Regions from separate parts of the Homo sapiens genome. Here region 1 is linked to region 2. The links are chromatin contacts, found by Hi-C or POLR2A ChIA-PET in ENCODE. All regions are on one chromosome and are shown on one strand. Each heading gives the region's core, a stretch centred on a gene start or an enhancer-like site at or near the end of the contact. The rest is flanking DNA. Distances are from core to core; before and after follow the strand shown. Region 1 has its middle 62 kb from the start of ZFHX3-AS3. Region 2 has its middle 21 kb from the start of ZFHX3.

Region 1 (6,685 bases), core at 4,073-6,572, 100 kb after region 2:
TCCACATCCTCAGAGAGAAGAACTTAAGCAGTTAATATGTGCGATTGAGTGAAATTGCTTTGCTGAATGTTTATGAGTAACCCAAGACTAGTGAAATGTGCTGATATTTTAACTGTTTCAGTGCTGAACTTGTGCCAAGATGCTGTGAAATAGAAAAAAAATAATAATAATTTCTTCCGATCTGCTGTGTATCATATTTCTTGAAACTGAGAACGTTGGGTAAGACAATTTTATGGCTCTTTCACAAATAGCTTTGTGGAGAAAAAAACAATAAAGCTAGAACAATTATGGAACTTGTCACCAGCTCAGGGAACTGCAGAGATTCAAGAGAAGAATAGCAACTTCAAACTAACATCCTTTTCTGCAGAAAATTCTCTTGAATATTAGAGGTCCCCACCAGGGGCAACAATTTTTGCCTTCGGATTTTCACCTACCCGCTTGAACCTTTTCAGACACTTCTGTTTCCCATTCATCCCCAGTCTAATGTGAATGGTTTTAAAATGTAGAGATTTCCAACCCTAAAACGACTCGATGCTTCCCACTGTCATCTTTGCTGAAATAAATTCCTACCTCTGTTTAAATGTTCTTTTGTCTAAATTGTTCACAGTTAGACCTGCTCCTTTTAGCTCTAGAAGAACCTCTTACAATATAAAATCATCTGCTTATTTTCCTTCCTTTTCTAATGCTCTTTCTTATACTAGTGAGATGTAGAGCTACTTCTGAATTCATAGTTCTTTTCATTACTTTTGTTTCAAAAGACTTCTCTATTATCACCTGCCCCATAAATGCCAGCCTTTTAACACTATAGTTTCTTTTGTTTTCTTTCTTTCTTTCTTTCTTTCTTTCTTTCTTTCTTTCTTTCTTTCTTTCTTTCTTTCTTTCTTTCGAGACAAAGTCTCACTCTGTCATCCACGCTGGAGTGCAGTGGTGTGATCATAGTTCACTGCAGACTTGAACTCCTGGACTCAAGAGATTCTCCTGCCTCAGCATCCAGAGTAGCTAGGACTACAGGAGTGCCTGGCTAAGTTAAAACTTGTTTTGTTGTAGAAATGCAGACTTGCTGTCTTGCCCAGGCTGGTTTTGAACTCCTGGCCTCAAGCAGGTCTCCTACCCCAGCCTCCCGTAGTGCTGGGATTGCAGGTGTGAGCCACTGTACCTGGTCCAGCATTACTGTTTTGGAAGCTTCTCTGTACCTAAATGTTCTACTGAGCCCAAATTCTCTTCTCTCCATTCTCTCCAAACCCACATTGTCCCTCCCCGCAATTCCCCCAATCTGTCCCCAGACTGTTGGGAATGTATTCAGCACTTGTTCCAAGGGCAACAGAATACAAATGTATCATCTCCATCCACAAAACACTCTGTGCACCATCTCAGGATCTCCAGCTAGCTGCCCTCTGGGTTTCAGCAATACCGACCGTCCACTCCGCTTTACACCTCTGCTCCCTTTCAAGTCACCTCCTTGTCCACATCTATGACCCTTGAGAGCATGGCACCCTTTAGTTTTGCTGACTGCCATCTTCCCTTGCTACTTCAAAATGCTTCTGAAAATGCATTTTCTCCCTTATCTGCGACTCCAAACTTCATTCAGCTTATATTTCAGAATTATTTTTAGAACTATTGTTTGGTTCAGCATATTAGAATCCTATCTTTGAGAAAGGTGCAATAAGGTTAGGGTGTTGAAATTGGAGGATATTTGTGAGGGTACCTGGCACATGCCTGGTACATAGAAGACACCTACTAAAGTTCACTTATTTGTTCATTGATACCTTCATTTGTTCAATGCATATTGAATGCCTAATACATAAAACGATTACATGGTAACAATGCCTTGAGTCATGCTAGGTGGTGGGGATTCAGATATGAGAGATTTGCTGAAATAGACTAAGGGCATACTCTGAACTTTTCCTACATTTCAAGCAGAGCTAACCAACAATCTAGAATGTTGGTATTATGAATCTCTTGTATTATTTTTAATGCAGGTTATAAATATGTAGGCCTGAAAGTCATATCTCATGGTATGACCTCACGGTATGACTTTCACTTCTGGGCAGTATCTGGGCAACATGGTGAAACCCCGTCTCTACTAAAATCCAAAAAAATTAGCTGGGTGTGGTGGCGTGTGCCTGTAATCCCAGCTACTCAGGAGGCTGAGTCAGGAGAATCACTTGAACCTGGGAGGCAGAGGTTGCAGCGAGGCAGAGGTTGCAGTGAGCCAAGATTGTGCCACTGCACTCCAGCCTGGGCGACAGAGTGAGACGATGTCTCAAAAAAGGAAAAAAAAAAAAAAGTAACTAGTGAGGGAAATCTTCTTTTGGCATAGAAGTGAAATATTTCAGTAAAGTATCAAGGTTATGCCCAGTATGGTGGAGACGCATGGATTCTTGATATTAATGGATGACAGACATTCTTTGCCTACCTCTAGTAATCCTTCAGGTCTTAGATCAAAGCTGTTTTTTCTTGAGGGGGGCTTTCTCTGACCCACCCAATTGTAAATTAGGTACCCCTGTTGTAGGTTCTCTCCTACTCTGTACTCTTCCTTTGCTGCATTTATTACAATTGGTAGTTGCATATTTATTGTGTGATTATCCATTGAATGTCTGTCTCCCTTAGGACACTGTAAGCTCCATGGAGGCAGGGGCCATATCCATTCTGTTCAATACTCAATACCCAATCTCCAGCACAGCACCTGGCACATGGTAGGCACTCAGTAACACTTGTGGGATGATTATTAATGTCCTGATGCTAACTGCGAAAGTGCAGACAGTCCATAAATTGTTCATTTACTTTGGAATCAGCTGTGTAACTTTTTGAAGCATCTTCCTTTCACTAGTTTTTTTTTTTTTTTTTTTTTTTTTGAGACATAGCTCCACTTTGTCACCCACGTTGGAGTGCAGTGCCACGATCTCGGCTCACTGCAACCTCCACCTCCCGGGTTCAAACGATTCTCATGCCTCAGCCTCCTGAGTAGCTGGGACTACAGTCACATGTCACCAGACCCAGCTAATTTGTTTATTTTGGTAGAGACAGGGTTTCAACATGTAGGCTAGGCTGGTCTCGAACTCCTGACCTCAGGTGATCCGCCTGCCTCGGCCTCTCAAAGTGCTGGGATTACAGGAGTGAGCCACCGTGCCCAGCCCTCACTAGTTACTCTGATGCAGGTTATTGTTGAAATAGTTTGGGTGTTCACTGGCCAGCTGGGAAGAAGCGGACAGAAACAGTTGCTTGCTTTTTGCCCCCAGGACAGCTTTGCTGATGGGGCTGGCAGAAGATATGCTGAGCTAGGAAAGGTCAAATCATCAGAGAGTCTGGGAGGTGGGAAAAGCTGGACAAAGGAAAAGAATGACCTCGGGATCTTCCTGTCTGTACTTCCTGTCTCCCCAGGAAGTGTCAGTCAGAGATTTTCAGGAAAGGGTGTTGTCATGGAAACCTGAATTGGCTCTTCCCCTCCAGGCTGTATGGGGACAAGTGCCCTCATGTGCCCCAGCTGTCCCCAGGCTTGTGGAAGAGGGCAGTCAGTTTGAGTTTTCCGACGCACCGTGGAAAATCCAGAGCCGACAATGTCTGGGACTACAGAACCGGCGACAGCGTGCGGCAGGGATTCAAGTCCAGAATGCGGTGGAACCTGTTATGAACTAATTAAAATTTAATCTGCTAAAGCCATTTTCTCCATCATTTGGGAACCCTCTCTTGACTTCAGCAAGTTCCAAAGAGCCTCTCAAATAGAGGATGCTGTATTTTTGCACTTTTTTTCTCTGTGTATTAGATTTCATCCCCCCAAAAAAGCCCTTTTTAAAAAGGGATTCTAGATAGAGTAGCCATATAATTTATCATCCAAACTGGGACGCTTTTGAGAGTGAAAAGAAGTGCTATTAATAATTACTCTGGGATAATAGATACAAACTGGGCTGTTCCGGGGAAATGCCGAGGTATCTTCAAGGAAACTGTAGGGTCAGGCACCGATCAAATGCATCCACTGGGCTGAAAGCCTCAGGCAGAAGGAGCTCTGTCTGTGTGACTCTTGTGCCTTGGATAGTGCTTGGTCTACAGTGAATGTGTAAATCCACAGTTGTCCTGGGTGTGCCTTCTGAACAGAAAATGGCGGGGGGGGCGGGGTGGGGGGCGGGCAGAGTGAACCCAGACGTTCCTTGCAATTTCACAGCCGCAAAGGGGAATCTGTGTTCCTGCAGCGCAGGCAGGTACACGATGCATAAGCGTCTGTGTATTCTGTGTTTACTGATTCCTAACTGTTAGCAGTTAATTGCCATCTGTTGACACACCCTGAGGGGGAATGTTAAGCAGTTCTCGACATCTGCATATATATTCTCTGCCTACATATTTTACTAACTCTTGTTTATGGGACCCATTTCCTCAAATCCATGCTACTGTGCCCCTGATTTTGTAACATACACGTACCCGGTGTCAACCTTTGGGGTTGAATGGGCAAAAATGCCCTCCTCAACTGTTCCCAACACAAAGAAATACTAAATGCTTGAGATGATGGCTACCCTAAATACCCTAATTTGATCATTACACATTATATCAAAATATCACACCTACCCCATCAATATGCACAATGATTATGTATCAATAAAAAAATGGGAAAAAATTCCCTTTTGGGTCCGCCAGAGATGCTGACTGCAGACCGGGTCCTGCCCAGACTCGCCAGCCACTCCATTTCCCACCCCTCCTCCACCCGCCTGCCGGGTCCTTCAGGAAGAGTGAAATGGTCCATTGATCCCTGAGGAGGAAAAGAGCATGTTCGGCCTTTTGAGAGGTTATGGACACTCTGAGTGACACCCGAGCCCAAGCCTCCAACAGCAAGTCCGGCAGCCCCGGGGTGCAGGGGCGAGGCCCGGCCTTGTCTCTGCCATCCACGTGTAATCTGGCCCTGAAACTGACCAGCTCCGACGCCCTCCTTCCTCCTGCCCGCCAGGCGCTTCGTGTTCTTCCCATGTCTTGGGAGAGATCCGTCTCCTTTGACAGACTCAAGATTCCAGGCCGAACTTTCCCATGCCACCGTCCCTCAAAATAGCCCCAGCCGAGCTGTATTTATAGCCGTGTGAGACTCTAATGGGCCAATTTGTTTGAATTTCCACTGCTTTTGTGTTGAACTTACCCCTCTCCTGTGGGCAGTCTCTTCAGGCCTTTATTGATGGGGTGTGTGAGGATGGCGTAGGCCGTGTTCAAGATGGTAGCTCTATAGAGCGTGGGGGCTGTTTTGCATATTTACTGTTCTTTAAAGCCGGTTTTTTGAGAGAGAGAAAGAGACAGAGAAAGAGGTTTCTGTAAGTAGCCCGGACAATGAGAACAAGACCGGCTGTATGCCAAGCACGGGATCCCGGCCAAAACACATATCATTAGCTTGGACCAGCTATAAGCAAGGAAATGAGAAACATATGCTAGGAGCAAGGTTAGGAGTGAAGGACCATGGGTCATTGACAGTCGCCCTAAAACTTTTCCCTTGTTCTTCAGCTGTGGCCTGGCGGTGTCAAATGTCATTTCGACTGCCTTGATTTCTCATGGTGGGGCTGCCTGTGGTTTTTTTTTTTTTTTTTCTTTCTTTCTTTCTCCCCCTGCTGTTTCCTGATGGGACTGTTTTTTTGTTTTTTTTTTTGTTTTTTTTTTTTTTTTTTGGGAGGGGAAAAGAGAACAGTCAGGGAAGGGCTTATGTGATAGTTTTTCTCAGTTCTGGGAAAATAACCTTGTTTCCTGTGATGCACTCTTCAATTCCTCACTTTCTCTGAAGCAACGATGTCTCTGGGTTTTGGATCCATACTGGTTTGAGAGGGGAAGACTGAGGGGAGGCTTTTAAAGCAGTTCTTGCTGTTTCTTTCTTAAATATAATTAGATGCGCCTCATTACCTCACACTGAAGGACTTTTGTACTTTTTCGAGCTGTGTTTTCTGAGATCTTCCGTGGGCGACGGCTTGTCGTTTCCACTTGCAGTTAATTGCATTAGCAGGTATTTTCCCCCCGCCCCTCCCGCCCCGGCATATTTGTCCTCTCTTCTCGCTCTCCCCAAGATATCTGGAGTCGATTTTGCGAGTCCGAAGGCCACACCCAGGGAGTCTGCTTGTGCCTGAACGTGATGAAGGATCTGGATTCCTTTGGCCCTTCCCAGTTTCCCTTTCCTCCACCTCATTCTTTTTTCTTAAAGTCTTCCCCGGACAGTTTACTAACAATGCTCTGCTCTCTTGCACTCCAAGGTCAGGACCCCTGTTCCCTATAAAACCCAGATGAAGAACTGTATCCATGCAACTCAGAGGCGGTCCCTGGAGAGCATCCCATGTGGCTACTGTTCTGAAACGACCACAACCGCCCAGGAAACTCACCAGGCTCCGACACCCAGGTTTGGCCAAAGTCACAAGATAGCCACGGATATACCCTGCCATTCCCATGAAGGGAACGCTATAGAAGTGGGGGCGCAGGGCAGTTGCAAGCCTGTATGGCAGAAAGGGGAAGGAATAAAATGCTCTCCCATAAACCCCTTCGGACCTTCATTCCTTTAAGATTTAGGGAATGGTGTTGGGGTGGAACCATGTAAAATAATTAAAACATTCGGTCCCTGTTTATCTTTTGCTTCCTTCTCTGTGCCTTGTTCTGAAAATAAACTTTGCAGTTAGTTTCCGGGCTCCCAAAATTCCCAAGTGTGTGAGCGTCCTCAAGGCTTTGGGCAGAGTTAATG
Region 2 (6,684 bases), core at 2,101-4,600:
TGCACGTCTAAAGGGACGGTTTAAAGAGAAACAGGGTTTGGGGAGCGCATCAACTTTCTCTTTTTCAAATAAAGTTGAAAAAAAATTCCAAAGACAATTTAAGCAACAAACGACATCGAACAGATATTTTTCCAAGGCAAAAAATTTCCGATTCGTTGGTTTCCCATTCTCAGAAATAGAGAAAAATGCGAATCCGATCTTCCCGTGCGCTCATGACACGAAATTTGGAGCCCGTACTTGGTTAAGGCTGGTGAGTGCAGGGCAGGGCGTGGCCCCACGGCCGGCAGGAGTCCGGCGCACACTGGGCCTGGAGCGCACTGACTGGGGCTCTGGCTAGCCGGGCTACCCGTGGGGTGGCCTAGGGCCCAGCCTGTGTCAAGGCTGCGGGCAGGGCACTGGTCCCCTGTGGACTCGGGGCGCGCCCTCTCAGCCGCCTCCCTGTTTAATTCCAGAGCTCAGCGGGCTGCAGGGACATTCGACGCCAGTTTCCTCAGGCCCGGGCGTGAGACGCGCCCTTCTCGTGTCTGCTCTTCCGTCCCTCTGCGCTGGATGTTGTATAGCGCAGGCCCCTTCCCTCCCCGCCTCTCGTTCCCAAAACCTTATCATTGAGAATTCGACAGTTGCCCCGAGATGCTGATCCCAGTTCACGGAGCCAGCGTGCGCGTCCCTAATGCCCGGCACACCCATCTCCATTTCGGGACCCTTTTTTTTCCTGCGGGCTCTGGACTCCCGGGAGGAAGCCTCGGGCCCTCCGGCTCCCCGGAGACACCGGCTGAGGCGCTTAGGCCAGTGCAGAGTCGCCGCACTGGGACCCAGGCGCCCCTCACAGGTGCACGTAGGGCATGGCCCAACGGCCCCTCGGATGGGCGGGGAAACAGGCCCGGGCGGAGCAATTCGATCACCCCATTATGCCCCTGCGGATGCCCAGAAAAGCCACGAGGCCCGGGGGACCGCCCCAGCAGTGGTCTGGAAAGGAGAGGGCGCGGCGAGGGGCGCACCTCGCGCCCAGGGCCCACGCCGCCCAGGCCCCGTGCCTGCCTCCCCGTCACCCTAACTCCGCACCCGGGACTGCTGGTGGTTCCCTTCTCTTTCCGCCGTTCTCGCCGGGCTGCCTAGTCTCTTTAGGGCCACAGATGCGCCCTCCTCCCCCCAGCCCCGCGGGATACGGAGGTGAGAGCACTGAGATGGGGACCCTGAACCCAACTGCAGGAGGACGCTGGACCCCTATGTCCCCAGGAGCCCCTTCCAGCCAAGGCCTGGGGAGGGAAGGCGCCTCTGCACCCCTCAGCCCCAGGTGCAAGAGCTGGGAGTGGAGAACCCCCGGGGCCCTGCTCGCCTCCAAGGCAGACCAGAAACCGGGCCCGCCAAGGAGGCGGGAGTGGGTGTGTGGAGTTAGCGAAGGGCCGTCTGGAGGGGTGCCTGTGCCTGCGTGTTTGGTGCTGCACGTCTCCCTCCCTCTCATTCTGTCTGGGAAGAAAAAAGAAAGCGGGCAGATTTGAGCCGACCCCTCTTTCCGCAGCCTGGGAACGCTGCAGCAGGAAGAATTGCTCATAACGACACTTAAGCCCCGACAGTTGAATGCTAAAGGTTAAACTTACAGTCTTCAGGGAAGGGCTTCCTGCCAACTGGAACAGTGGTGCGCGCTGCCACGGGCGCTCCTCCACCCCAGCCTGGCCCCTCCAGGTACAGTTCACATCACGGCTCTTGGCATTTGTGAACTTCAGCGAAGGAGCCCCTGGGTGCTGGCTTGTCCCTGCCCCTCATCTTCAGGGAACCTCTCCTTCCTGGTCTCCCCCATTATTTTGCCTGTGGCTGGTTGAGACCTCAGTTTGTCCCTGGGATCCTGCCCTGTGGGTCCCAACTAGTTCCTGCTGTGCAGTTGGAATGGACCCACCTTTGCAACAAAGATGCACGGTTCACACAGGTGGACACTTTGGAGAAACTGCATTCATCCCTTGTCCCTTTGCACAGAGCACTCAGTGGCCCCTGCAGCTTGGCACAGATAAAACCAAGGCTAATACACTGAATTTAGTGCCCAGCCTTGGAGGGGTCTGCAGAGAGACGCTGGCTGTAAGGAGGCAGGCGGGGGATTGTCAGGTGGAAAGCTTCCCCCAAAGGAATAGCCAAGGGAGTCTCTATTCCACGGACCAAGGGCCCCTCCCCCAACCCACCACCAAATGATGGTAAGGTTCAATTTAGCACCCCTAAAAAGTATATTCCAGTAGGAGATAGATGGTAAAGAGAATGCAGTTCAGCTCTCAGGAGCAAGGGAAGGTGGCTCTTTTCCTACCTCCCTAGAGAGCCCACATTTGCTGAGCACCTACCTTGCCTTAGCTCCCTGCCAGGCACTTTCCAAATAATTGCATTCAGTTCTCCCAGCAACCCTGGGAAACTGGTATTATTAGTCCCATCTTATAGATGAGGAATACCAGATTCAGAGAGGTTAAGTCACTCACTTAAGGTCACACAGCTATTAAGTGGCTCAGCTTGAATTTGAACCTGGGCCTGTCAGGCTTTAAAGCTATTTCTATTACACCAGTTGCCTCTCATCAAGGTCAGTAGAATCAGGGGACCCAAGGGATGAGAAAAGATAGATGTGTAGGGCAGATGGGCTGAGGCGCAGGAAATAAAAATATTCCCGGAAGGGTGCTCTGGTTTTGTATGGATTCAGGGCTAGATTCAAGACTAAGAGACAAGTCACTGATGGGCATGGTCCCCCATGTTATTCACTAAAGGGAAAAAGGCCAAAAGGGACAATGCAATAGAGAAATATCAACAAAATCCTAGGATTACAGGGTTGGAACCCATGTAACAATTGCCTGGTGTGCCCCTTGGTTTTCCAGCCTCGGCTGGCCATACTAGGGAAGTTCATACCAGGCCTTTTTGTTTTTCTTTGTAAATTTTCTGACTGTGTCTGAAGCTCAGACAAGTTCCTTACTTCTGTGAGTCAGCAGGGCTAACAGGAAGGGATGATCAGATGACCAACTGCTCATGAAAAAATATGAGGAAATCCAGTAGACAGGGAATAAGAGCAGGCAGAGACAGACATCCAAAGGCAGGCCCCTTGGGAACTCCTGGTCACTTGAGTGCTCCACTTGCAGGCCCTAAGGTAGGGAAGGCTGTGGGTGGGGCAGCTCCACAGCTCCCTTGAAACAAAGATGATGCCTGCTTTGCCAATATTGAGGTTTGGCCACCTGATGGTCGTCCACCAACTCTGGCCTCCATGCGCACTGCGGGTACTGACCACCCCTTTGGGCGCAACTGCACAAGGGGGAAGGGTGGTCAGTCCAGTGGTATGGGCTGATCACTCCTCGCCGTGCTCGGCTGGGTTGACTCTGACTGATGCTGCCCAAGTATGAGTGTGTGTAACTGGGCAGGACTGGCCAGGCCCACACGGAGAGGTTGCTGAAAGCCTTGTTAAGGAAGTACTTCTGACTAGGCAATCCAATTACATAATGCTGCAAAAATAACTCTGGGCTGGGAGTCTTGAGAGTGACGTATTTTGTTAACAGAGAGGGGTATCAAATATCTGTCTTTTAACCCGAGGGCTGAAAGTACACTTGTGCATACTGACTGGCCTCTCACCCTCTCCCCCAATAAGGGATGTTAAGCGGGTGGCAGGGGGGAAGCAAAAGAAGAAGCAATGATGCACACTTGTTTTTTCCCCTCCTTTTTCCCAGGTGCAACTAAAGCCAACTGTTCAGTTTAGCTATATTCTGCCAGCTCACGTGTCCGTCTACAGAATCGTGCACACCCAAATTAGCCATGCAGTGCTATAAACTGATCAGGGAAGATTAAGCAAAAGAAATGAGGGAGAGAATAAGAAATGAGAGAAAAACAGAATGAAAGGTGGTTTTGTTTTATTTTTTGGTGGGTAGAGAAGGGGAAGGGGTGAATTGTCTCATTATATTCATGAAGACTAGACTAGGACTCCTAGCTTCCCACTAAGGTGACCAACTGGTCCCAGTTTACCTAAGACTGTCCCACATTTAAAACTGCATCTTAGGAACCCACTCATTTCTGAAAAACTGAGTTGGTCACTCCACTTCCCACGGGCTTTGGCCAAATTTCCACCCGGTCAGAAAATAACTGGTCATAATGGTATATCCTGTCAATCCAAAATTGTTCGAAGAGTGATCTAAATGAGATATTTCATCATGGACGCAAAAGCCTTATTTCCAGGCATTTGAAGAAAGATCCATACACTTCTTCCTCCCACTACCATTTTGGATTCTAGAGCTTTCCAGGTGGAAAAATTACCTGCTTCATTCAGTTTGCTTTCAGATAAAGTTTCCAGAGGTCCCTTTCCCATTTTAAAGTGCCCCGAACTCCTGCCATGTTTTGCTTGAGAATCCTTTCATACCATTTTTAAAGAACACTGCTTGAAAGTCATTGTACCTTTTTTCAACTTCTTTTCTGTTGTGGGGTCTCCATTCCTTCCTGGGGCACCAGGGTCACACACTGAACTGTATCAAACTCTTTTAATGTATTCTCATTGAATCTGTTAGCATTTTCTGTTTCCTAATGTTGATAATTATTGCATCTGATCCTTTCACTCTAAACTGCGGCCGTGCAATTCATCCTTAATCTAGATCCATCTGAGCCCCTTCCAAAGAAGACACAAAGATAAGCTATCCCTGGCCCAAGACACTCATAGCATCTGAGCTTAGATTCACATTTGTCCCCACCTCTATTATTTTTTTTTAATCAAAATGTTTCCAAACCCCTTGAGCTAATTATAAAAGCGAATAGCTTTTCCTCTCCGAATCATATTCCTTGACTTGTAAGAATGCAATTCCACTCTGAGACCACCTTGTCGCAGACGTGAAAACCTGCTTGCCGAGGACGCAGCAGAGAGGAAAGGGTGAAGCGGGATTCGTCTCCCGCCCTCCCTCGGCAGGCACTGCCTTTATGGAGTCTATTTCCAGTCTGTTTACCTGGCAAGGACCACGTGACCAATCCAGAAGGAAATGCTGACATCATTGTCTCTCTCTCTCTCTCTCTCGCACATGTGAGCCTCCCTCCCTCCCCAGGCCGCCTGCATTCCGGTATCCATCCTCTCTGCCTCTCTCCAGCGCCCGGTCCCCTCCCCCACCACTCACGCCTTCCACCACTTATTTCTCTGTCTTTCTCATGTCACACTTTCCTTTGTTTTCTTTTCCCCTTGCGGGCTGGTTCCTAGACCGTCTTGCGCGCGCGCGCGCGCGCGCGCGCACACACACACACACACACACACACACACACACATCTGGGTGCCCTTTTCTTTCTCCCTCCCCTACCCCGCCCCCCAACCCTCCCCCCCGCCCCCCGCTTTTCAGTTTTTTCAGATCTGTGGCCATTGAGCCCTCACTCTTTTAAAAACACCTTTCCTCTTTCTCTCTAGATTTGAGATTTCTAAATTAAAAAAAAAAAAAAAAGTCTGGAGGCCTAAAAAGTCTTCTGGGCCAGGGGTAGGGGGAGGAGGGCCAGGCAAGGCTGCGGAGTCCAGCCATTCAATTTCCTGCTCCACTGAGCTTCGAGATTTCGGTGTTGGGGGTTTGGTCAAACATGCTTTCTTTCTTTATTTATGTACAGCTTCTCTTCTTCTAGTCTCCATTCCACGTTTTCCCACCCTGCTGCTGACCAGGCTCCCCTGCCTTCCCCACTGCCAGACCACAGGTCCCAGCAGCTCCTGGCCTTGAGCGGAGGGAGGGAGGGAGGGAGCACGTGCAACTCGCTCCTGGTCTTTTCTCTGCTGCTGCTGCTGCTGCTGCCGCCGCCGCCGCCGCCGCCGATACTGCTGCTCATTCTATCAGGGGCTGGGGAGGCTGCTCAGCATCCTCCCAGCCTGAGACCCGGGGAGCTGGGAAAGCCAGGATGCAGAGAGGAGGGGAGGAGTGGCAGTCCATGCAGGTGCCTCCTGCCTGTTCAAAGGCCTATTTATAGGAAGAACCAGCAGGCAGGGCTCTGGGGTTTGGCTGCTCCTGGGCAGCTTTCTTGGTGCACGTGGGCACAGAGCCAGAGCATGCAGTTTAGAGGAAATGTTTAATAAAGACATGGGAGCCTCAAAGTGTTTATTTATTCTCACAGAAAGGTGGAGATAGGGTGTGCCTGGAAACTGCTTTGAAAGCGGACAGCAAGGTAGTGAGGCCACAGGGTGACACCACTGGGAATCAAAGGGAACAGCTGTCTCAGGCCAAGGGGCACAAGGCAGACACTGATGGGCCCCATTGCTTCCACCTCCCACCCTAGGCTGTTCTGAGTGGGATGATACCCCTTTTAGCTTGGAAGTGGGACATGGAAGAAGATATGAAGGGTCACATGAGAGTGAGACAATTAAGTAGTCATTACTTAGGGGTAAATTCATAATCCCCAGCACTCAGAAAGGTGGGATTCTACCTGGAGGGCATGAGTACTTCGATGGGTATGTTCACCACTGGGTTGGATAGAAAATCAGAAATGTAGGCCAGGTGGGGTGGCTCACGCCTTTAATCCCAACACTTTGGGAGGAAGGTGGATCACTGGAGGTCAGGAGTTCAAGACCAGCCTGGCCAACACAGTGAAACGCCATTGCTACTAAAAATGCAAAATTTAGCCAGGCGTGGTGGGGGCGCCTGTAATCCCAGCTACTCAGGAGGCTGAGGCAGGAGACTCGCTTGAACCCAGGGGGTGGAAGTTGCAGTGAGCCGAGATCGTGCCATTGCA

The links. A loop is a pair of places that touch in the nucleus more often than their neighbours do. ChIA-PET counts read pairs that join two places held with the same protein, here RNA polymerase II (POLR2A). Pooled maps may share reads with other maps.
Region 1: a map of endothelial cell of umbilical vein shows a loop between it and region 2 (7-fold over the local background). The contact joins two enhancer-like sites. A Hi-C loop is called at or near these places in 61 of 168 maps with a recorded cell type or tissue (A673, Caco-2, Calu3 and 35 more) and 30 of 50 pooled maps. POLR2A ChIA-PET finds 5 or more read pairs at or near these places in 11 of 52 experiments (A549, A673, AG04449 and 8 more).

What each region holds. Positions count from the first base shown.
Region 1 is chr16:73,167,394-73,174,078 of GRCh38, forward strand. It overlaps a transcript of ZFHX3 not described here. Among named protein-coding and RNA genes, the nearest start is that of ZFHX3-AS3, 62 kb to the right of the region's middle. RefSeq lists enhancers at 3,003-3,504, 3,505-4,004, 4,075-4,924. Within about 2 kb of position 5,323, at least 23 of the 41 ENCODE cell types and tissues checked have a DNase peak (open chromatin) inside an H3K27ac peak, as active enhancers do; they include A673, adrenal gland, ascending aorta and 11 more, where a contact is called at or near this core.
Region 2 is chr16:73,065,726-73,072,409 of GRCh38, forward strand. It overlaps a transcript of ZFHX3 not described here. Among named protein-coding and RNA genes, the nearest start is that of ZFHX3, 21 kb to the left of the region's middle. Within about 2 kb of position 3,351, at least 32 of the 41 ENCODE cell types and tissues checked have a DNase peak (open chromatin) inside an H3K27ac peak, as active enhancers do; they include A673, adrenal gland, ascending aorta and 11 more, where a contact is called at or near this core.